3 separate regions of the Homo sapiens genome follow, and regions 1 and 3 are each linked to region 2. The links are chromatin loops, found by intact Hi-C in ENCODE. Cell type or tissue: A673. All regions are shown on one strand.

Region 1 (2,500 bases), 540 kb before region 2:
AAGAGGGTCAAGTGGGCAACTTGAGAGATCCAAGTGTGCTGTTCAGCCCTTGACTTGTTTTATACGCTGGCATGGTTCTGAGATTTCCATTTCTCCTCTGTTTTTCCTTGGAGTGGGCTGTCTGCATGCACCATGGCCTGCCAGCACTTGGATGAGGCTGCACGCACAGTGTGTTTACTGAAGTTAGGCACATGCTCATTTGAGGCATTTTTCCCTTACCAGTCAAGCGTTCCTAGAGGAATGTCATACACCAGTTAAACTCCGCCATTTTGCCTCTTAGTGCACATACTTGAGCCCGTTTGCCTAACTCCTGATATCTTATTTGGAAGTTGCTCATTACCAGCTTCAGGTGTTTCTATCCATTGAGAGATTGCCTTTCTCTGGTGCCAGCTGCGACCAATTATTATTTTAGCAAGACAGTTTAACAACCACCTGACCATCACCTGATGGTTGCCTGGGGATTTGGGGGCCTTCTCCTGCCCTGTTCATGTCTGCCTAGCTACCTATTCTAACAGAAGGACCCACTGGATGATTACAATGTCTCTAATAAAAAAATATCCCCACAAACTGCTATTTGTAAAATATGTAAAAGTGTTTATGTAAAAGTGTACGTATGTAAAAGTGAACATATGAATAGAAAATGGAAAAGGAGTCTGGGCGAGGTGGCTCATGCCTGTAATCCCAGCACTTTGGGAGGCCAAGGCAGGAGGATCACTTGAGGTCAGGAGTTCAAGATCAGCCTGGCCAACATGATGAAACCCCATCTCTACAAAAATACAAAAATTAGCTGGGCATGATGGTGTGTGCCTGTAATCCCAGCTACTCAGGAGGCTGAGGCGGAGGTTGCAGTGAGCCGAGATCGCACCATTGCACTCCAGCCTGGGCGACAGAGCGAGACTCAAAAAACAAACAAACAAAAAGTGCTACTTGTTAAAACATTTTAAAGGATAATTGATCTGAATTGCCCATTGGAGAAAGAATATCCTCAAACAAAGCACAGTGGTGAATAGTATTTGCCTATGTGTTCTGGTAATTTTTCACCAGCTGAGCTAGTGTAATCATCTTGCTAAAGAAAAGTTCTACAGTTCTAAGTAATCATGTTGATTTGAAATACCACTTACGCAACAAAGTTGAATTGTACATCTTTTCTTCCCCCAGCAGATGGTGACATTTTATAGAATATGGAAAAATTATCCAAATGGATGAGTGAGCTATATAACTGAAATATAATCGTCTCTATTTCATTTCTCATTTATCTACATCTTGAATTCATTTACAAAAAGGCATTCATCAGGAAGTAACATTTAAAGACTATGCTTTCAGGGGTCATTTGTTTTTCTTTTCTTTTCTTTCTTTCTTTTTTTTTTTTTTTTTGACAGGGCCTCACTCTGTCAGCCAGGCTGGAGTGTAATAGTGCCATCATGGCTCACTGCAGCCTTGACATCCCAGGTTCAAGCAATCTTCCCACCTCAGCCTCCTGAGTAGCTGGGACTACAGGCACACAGCATCACACTGGGCTATTTTTAAAATTTTTCTGTAGAGACAGGGTCTCACTGTCTTGCCCAGGCTGGTCTCAAACTCCTGGGCTCAAGCAATCCTTCCTCAGCCTCCCAAAATTCTGGGATTACAGGTGTGGGCCCCCATGCCCAGCAAGGGATCGTTTCTATAGTTCCTTCCTAGGAAAGTTTCTCTGAACATGTAGAGCATGTTTTTTAAAAAGTAACATTTATGAAAAGAAGACTAAGAACAATTAAAAAATAACATATAGAAAGTAGAATTTTTCAGGCCAGGCATGTCATGCCAGCACTGTACACCTGTAATCCCAGCACTTTGGAGGCTGAGGTGGGCAGATTACTTGAGGTCAGGAGTTCGAGGCCAGCCTGGCCAACATGGTGAAACCCTATCTCTACTAAAAAAATACAAAAATTAGCCGGGCATGGTGGCAGGTGCCTGTAATCCCAGCTACTTGGGAGACTGAGGCAGGAGAACCGCTTGAACCTGGGAGGTGGAGGTTGCAGTGAGCCGAGATCGCACCACTGCACTCCAGTCTGGGCGACAGAGCAAGACTATGTCTCAAAAAAAAAAAAAAAAGAATTTTTCAATGTCTTCAATTCTTAGTTTGCACAGTGTTTTTACTAGATATTTTCTCATCAGGTCACATCAGCCTACCTATTTACAAAAATAAAATAGTAAGGACAAAATGCTAAAGAGGGCAAATCTGTCTTTAATTAATGTCCATCTCAGGCCAGGCATGGTGGCTTACACATGTCATCCCGGCACTTTGGGAGGCTGAGGTGGGAGGGTAGCTTGAGCCCAGGAGTTCAAGACCAGCCTGGACAGCATAGTGAGACCCTGTCTCTAAGAAAATGTCCACCTTTGATTTCTCTTCACTCCTTTTTTCCATGCAGGGCCTTCACTCTTCTGTTTCTCAAATTCCTTCTTTAGTATTATTTCTTCCTTCCTTTAAGCTTCACACAGTAAAGTTTGCTTCCCTACTTTC
Region 2 (2,500 bases):
GGAAAAGACTTCAAACTGTGAAGTTGCCTGTTGATAAAACAACTTCATGCTGCTTTGGAGGGAAGAATTACTCTGAAATGTATGTGACCTGCGCCCGGGATGGGATGGACCCCGAGGGTCTTTTGAGGCAACCTGAAGCTGGTGGAATTTTCAAGGTGATATGGCTATTTCTTTTATTTTGGGGGTGGGGGATCCCAAATACTTACAGGGGTAAGTAACTGAGTGATTGGTACTTTTGCATACTTCCAAAGCATAATCCTATTTAGCATGTTAAGCTCATCATACTAGACTGAAAAACATTTTATTTCAATTTTCTAGAGAGTAAGTTATCTGAAGTCCAAGATGATCTGTTTAGCCTACTTTGTACATTAATTTTTTTACTTCCTGTTTATTGAAATTCTTCAGATCAGTAGAATGAACTTGGAAAGCCAGTATTTACAACATGCCTAGAAGATCAGTTGATTGTTTTGATGTCTTAAGGATTTTTCAGATTTTAAACATCTTTTGGCAGCAGAATAAACACTGATAAAAATCGTAGAGCTTTTGAGCTGAAAAGAAATACATAATGTAGAAACCCCTTTCTTAGCAGGCGGCAGATGATAGGAGTAATCCAGTTTTAAATCTAAGTTAGTCGTAAATGATTGCTAGTTGAATTATTAACTATATGAATAATTGGGTTGGACCATAAATATCCAGTCAGGTAATTCCTTTTTATGATAGGAGATAAAACAAAGATAATAGGTGGCTAAGTATATTACTACAAATCATAAAAATGCTTTTGAAGAATACTTGTGAATTACCTTTCACCTGAGATTCCCTCTTTTCTTTTTCAACAGATAACTGGTCTGGGGGTCAAAGGAATTGCTCCCTACTCCTATGCGGGATGAGGACAGGTCTTCTTTCCTGCCAGAGGGAGCTCTGAAGACAACTAGAGAATTCTGGGCCTGAAATTTCAATCTAGTTAGAAAGAAAAATGAGGCAATGATTTTATTAACAGCGTTAAGTTTTAATTTACAACTTTTAAAAGGCAGAGCATTTTTAACAAGGGGTGACAGGTGGTTTTGATAACACACTTATAAGGCTTTCTGTAAAAGGTACTATAGAAGGGCGAAGAATCGTTCAACTGTCAATCAGCCTCTTGATTCTTTGTAAATTGCCAGGGTGGGTGGGTACATATCTCTTCTTGATTCTGCATTTCATACTTAACTATATTAAAGCTTCAAGGAACAATAAATAGTAACCTGGTAATGACCTATTATGTTCCTTTTTATTTTCATCACAATCTTATAAAATATACCACAATGCTAACTAACCTACATAGATATTTCATCTCCTATATGTTATTTTACAAACTAAAATACGGCTGGAGGGTTAGACTCAAACATGCTGTCAAAATCCATGGTTCCAGCTGCCACCTACTGGATGTAAAAGTAATATGTCTCTTTGGAAAGAATACTTATTTTAAAAATAGCTTTATTGAGTTATAATTGGCCTGTACATATTTAAAGTGTATAATTTGACAAATTTGTCACATATATACATTCATGAAACCAACACCACAAACAAGATAATGAATCTATCCACTACCCCAAAACTTTTCTTGTCCTGTCATAATCCTTTTCTTCAGCCCCTCTGCCTGCCTGTCCCCTGCTCCCAGGAAACCACTGATCTGCTTTCTGTCACTATAAATTAGTCTTAAAATTAGGTAGTGTGATTTCTGTAACTTTGCTCTTTTTCAAAATTGTTTTGGCTATTTTAATTCCTTTGACCTTCCATATAAATTTTCAAATCAGCTTGACGATATCTACAAAAGAAATCAAGCTACAATTTTTTAATTGGAATTGCTTTTTTTTTTTTAGACAGGATCTACTCTGTCACCCAGGTCGGAGTGCAGGGGCACGATCATGGTTCATTGCTGCCTCTACCTCCCAGGCTGAAGCAACCCTCCCACGTCAGTCTCCCGAGTAGCTGGGCTGAGACTGCAGGTGCGTGCCACTATGGTCATTTTTTCGTTTGTTTGGTTGGTTGGTTTTTTGGATTTTTTGCTTTTCAGAGACGAAGTCTTGTTATGCTGCCCAGGCTGGCCTCAAACTCCTGGTGATCCTCCCGCCTTGACTTCCCAAAGCTCTGGGATTACAGGAATGAGCCACCGCGCCAGGCCTGAAATTGCTTTAAATCTGTAAAACGATTTGGAGATAATTGACTTCTTTACTATTCTGAGTCTTATCCATGAACAGGGCATGTCTCTCCCGTTATTTAGGCCTTCTTCAATTTTTGTCATCAGTGTTTTGTAGGTTTCAGCATACAGATCTTGTACATGTTTTGTTAGATTTATATCCAAGTATTTCACTTTTGGGAGCTATTGTAAATGTTATTATTATTATTATTTGAGACAGGGTCTTGCTCTATGGGCCAGGCTAGAGTGAAGTGGCACGATCATAGCTCACTGCAACCTTGCACTCCTGTATTCAAGCGATCCACACACCTCAGCCTCCCAAAG
Region 3 (2,500 bases), 450 kb before region 2:
TTTGAGGGGTGGGGGAGAAAAGGATTTATAAACTAGCATGAAAAACAAACATGATTTAATGAGGCTCTGAGCATCCAGAGCATCTACTAGGTGACCAGACAAACAGGAGCAGGAAGTAATCTCAGAGGTCACCAAATGCAAAGATTCTCAACTGTGTAGAGGGTAAACCTTTTTTCTTGCCCTAATTCTGCTACATAGAACAAAGATGGTACCATCTTATGTCTTAAGTTTAAAAGTAAGAGACTGTAAATTTTCTTCAGGTTTATATTCTCAAAGATGGATTCTTTTCCTTAATCCAACCCTTGAGATTCATGCCAGGAAACTGAAATTCTAACCTTCCCAAATTTTATAACTCTTCTTACAGGCAGTATAGCACAGTGGTTAAGAGTGTGGACTCTGTGGTATGAGTGCCTAGGTTCAAATCCTAGCTTGTCCACTTAAAGCTCTGTGACCTTGGGCAAATTACTGCTTTGTGCCTCAGTTTCCCCAACTCTAAAATTGAGATAATAGTCCTATCTCCCTTATAAGAATGTTATGAGAATTATCTTAATATATGTATGGTATCTGGAACAATGCCTGCAACGTAAGTGTTACTTATTATTATGACTAACACTGATAAACCCCATATTGGTTCTGCAGACCCACCTGGATCTCAGGCAGAGATACACTAGCCCAGAAATGGTGAAGCTGGCAGTGGAAGTGGAAGTGGCAGTGGCTGGCAGCAGAAGTGGCAGCCCAGGAATCTCTGCCTAACATCTATACAAAAACCCCAGACACAGGAGATGATTCTCTCAAATTTTAGTTTCTTCCCCCCAACCCCAAGGATGACTGGGAGATCTCTGTTCATTTTCTCTCCTCCAAGCTATGTACGCTCTGCAGCTGTGTCGGGCATTCTACAGTCTAGAGAATACAAACTAAAAAAGCCAGCAGAGAAAGAAAAACCATTGCCACCTTGTGGCTTTTCAGAGAATTTTTATTCACACCTTTGCACTACCCAAGTGTCTTCTTGTTCCAGAACACGGTCACCCTCTGCAGACCTGAAACTGTGGCAAGTGGCCAGAGCACATCCAGTGATGTGCAGCACGACACCTACAGCTGAAGTGCCCTTGAAATCACCTGGCAGAGTGTCTTCACTTAACACTGAGGAAACCTGAGGCCCAAAGACATGAGGGGCTTGTCTTTAACCCAAGCCAGAGTTGGGCTGTGGGTCTCTTGAACCTTATTTCCAGTGACCTCTTTACCATAAGATGCTGGAGCTCACAAACACAATTTGGAATTCAAGCGCTCTTGAAAAAGTCAAACTCGTATCAGTGCTCCTTCTGTCCTGACACAGCTACAAAGCCACAGGCAGAGGACATCCATGAAACTGCAACAGGTGAGGGTTACCCAGGAAATGTCACCTCTTTTGTACACTCAAGCAAGAAGAGACAGCATACAGCTTCATGCTAAAATAAAACTCTAATTGCCTCTATTTCTGGCTGGTGAGCTTATTCTTCAGAGTCTGGATTTCATTTCAAAGGAACATGAAATACTGGACTCTGCCAGGGGCTCTTGGTCTATTTTCTCTCCCGCAGCTTTAAGACTTTTTAAATTTTTGCTCTAATGTCACTGTTCTAGCAAGATCCAGGCACTTCTCATTCTTTGTATGTTTGCACTGACAAAAATTTTTAATGACTACATTTTTTCTCCTGGAAAACCCCATACTCCAAACTTTTACTTATTGTTTTAAAAAAAATTGTTAATCCCCCCTCACAAACAAAACCAAAGACTGTAAAAGGTTTCCATGAACTAAAGTAGCACATCCTGCACAGGTTGTTGAACATTCTCAGGAACGGTGACAACTGACATACTCAATTAGCCTTGGTTCCAAACCAACCTGATGTTAAGCCATGACAACATGGGTGTCGTGCCTCCTCCAATGATCCAGACAGTGAAGAACACAATGAGAAGGGTGGTCGTGAACATCATCTGGCGAGCATAGGATGCCGTGTCACGGATGGCCAACGCAAATGCCATTGCTCCCCTGAGGCCTGCGGGGACCAAAGAAGAAGATCTACTTATAAGGATTAAATGACAATGTTGTCTCAAAATGCACTGCTGCCATTTGGGGCTAATAAACTCTATTCATTCATGCTTCAGGGGCCAAGTTGTTTTACTCAGAAAGAAGAACCTTAAAGGCATGATTTTCTTTTATTTGATGCTGTCTTTTGCAAAACTCCCCAACACAATGAAAAAGCATTGTACTGCTTTGTACAGCACTTTTTCAGAATAATAACACTCCTATTACTTACATGATTCTGCTAGTAACATGAAGTAAAATATAAATAAGTAAAAAATAATATAAGCTAAAACTGTGATCCCAACACAACCCAAGCACTACACAGTCAATATAAATTTAAAAAACAGGCTAGGTACGAGTATGTCAAATTTGTGGAAAACAGTTCAGCATTTCCTTAGCAAAAGGGGAAACCACACAGAGAAGTGAAAACATAACCCAATC

Evidence for each region. Peaks named below come from ENCODE experiments on the same cell type or tissue, not always from the same donor. Only the 100,000 strongest peaks of a DNase experiment are listed, where the experiment ranks them.
Region 1: a loop joins it to region 2, with 3 times the contacts of the local background. A loop is called at or near these places in 4 of 110 quality-filtered maps.
Region 3: it touches region 2 in a loop (2.3-fold over the local background); 2 of 110 quality-filtered maps call a loop at or near these places.

Annotation. Positions count from the first base shown.
Region 1 is chrX:46,554,019-46,556,518 of GRCh38, forward strand. No RefSeq gene overlaps it. Among named protein-coding and RNA genes, the nearest start is that of ZNF674-AS1, 9.8 kb to the left of the region's middle. In A673, a CTCF peak has its summit at 1,151 (motif pointing right); a DNase peak (open chromatin) is centred at 1,173.
Region 2 is chrX:47,092,061-47,094,560 of GRCh38, forward strand. RGN (regucalcin) reads left to right here. Exons shown (of 8, transcript NM_152869.4): 7 at 1-155; 8 at 837-1,253. The coding sequence ends at 887. Among named protein-coding and RNA genes, the nearest start is that of RGN, 15 kb to the left of the region's middle. In A673, a CTCF peak has its summit at 1,404 (motif pointing left); a DNase peak (open chromatin) is centred at 1,381; H3K27ac peaks cover 657 bases.
Region 3 is chrX:46,641,360-46,643,859 of GRCh38, forward strand. SLC9A7 (solute carrier family 9 member A7) reads right to left here. Exons shown (of 17, transcript NM_001257291.2): 12 at 1,877-2,030. Among named protein-coding and RNA genes, the nearest start is that of CHST7, 69 kb to the left of the region's middle. In A673, CTCF peaks have their summits at 965 (motif pointing left) and 1,173; a DNase peak (open chromatin) is centred at 932.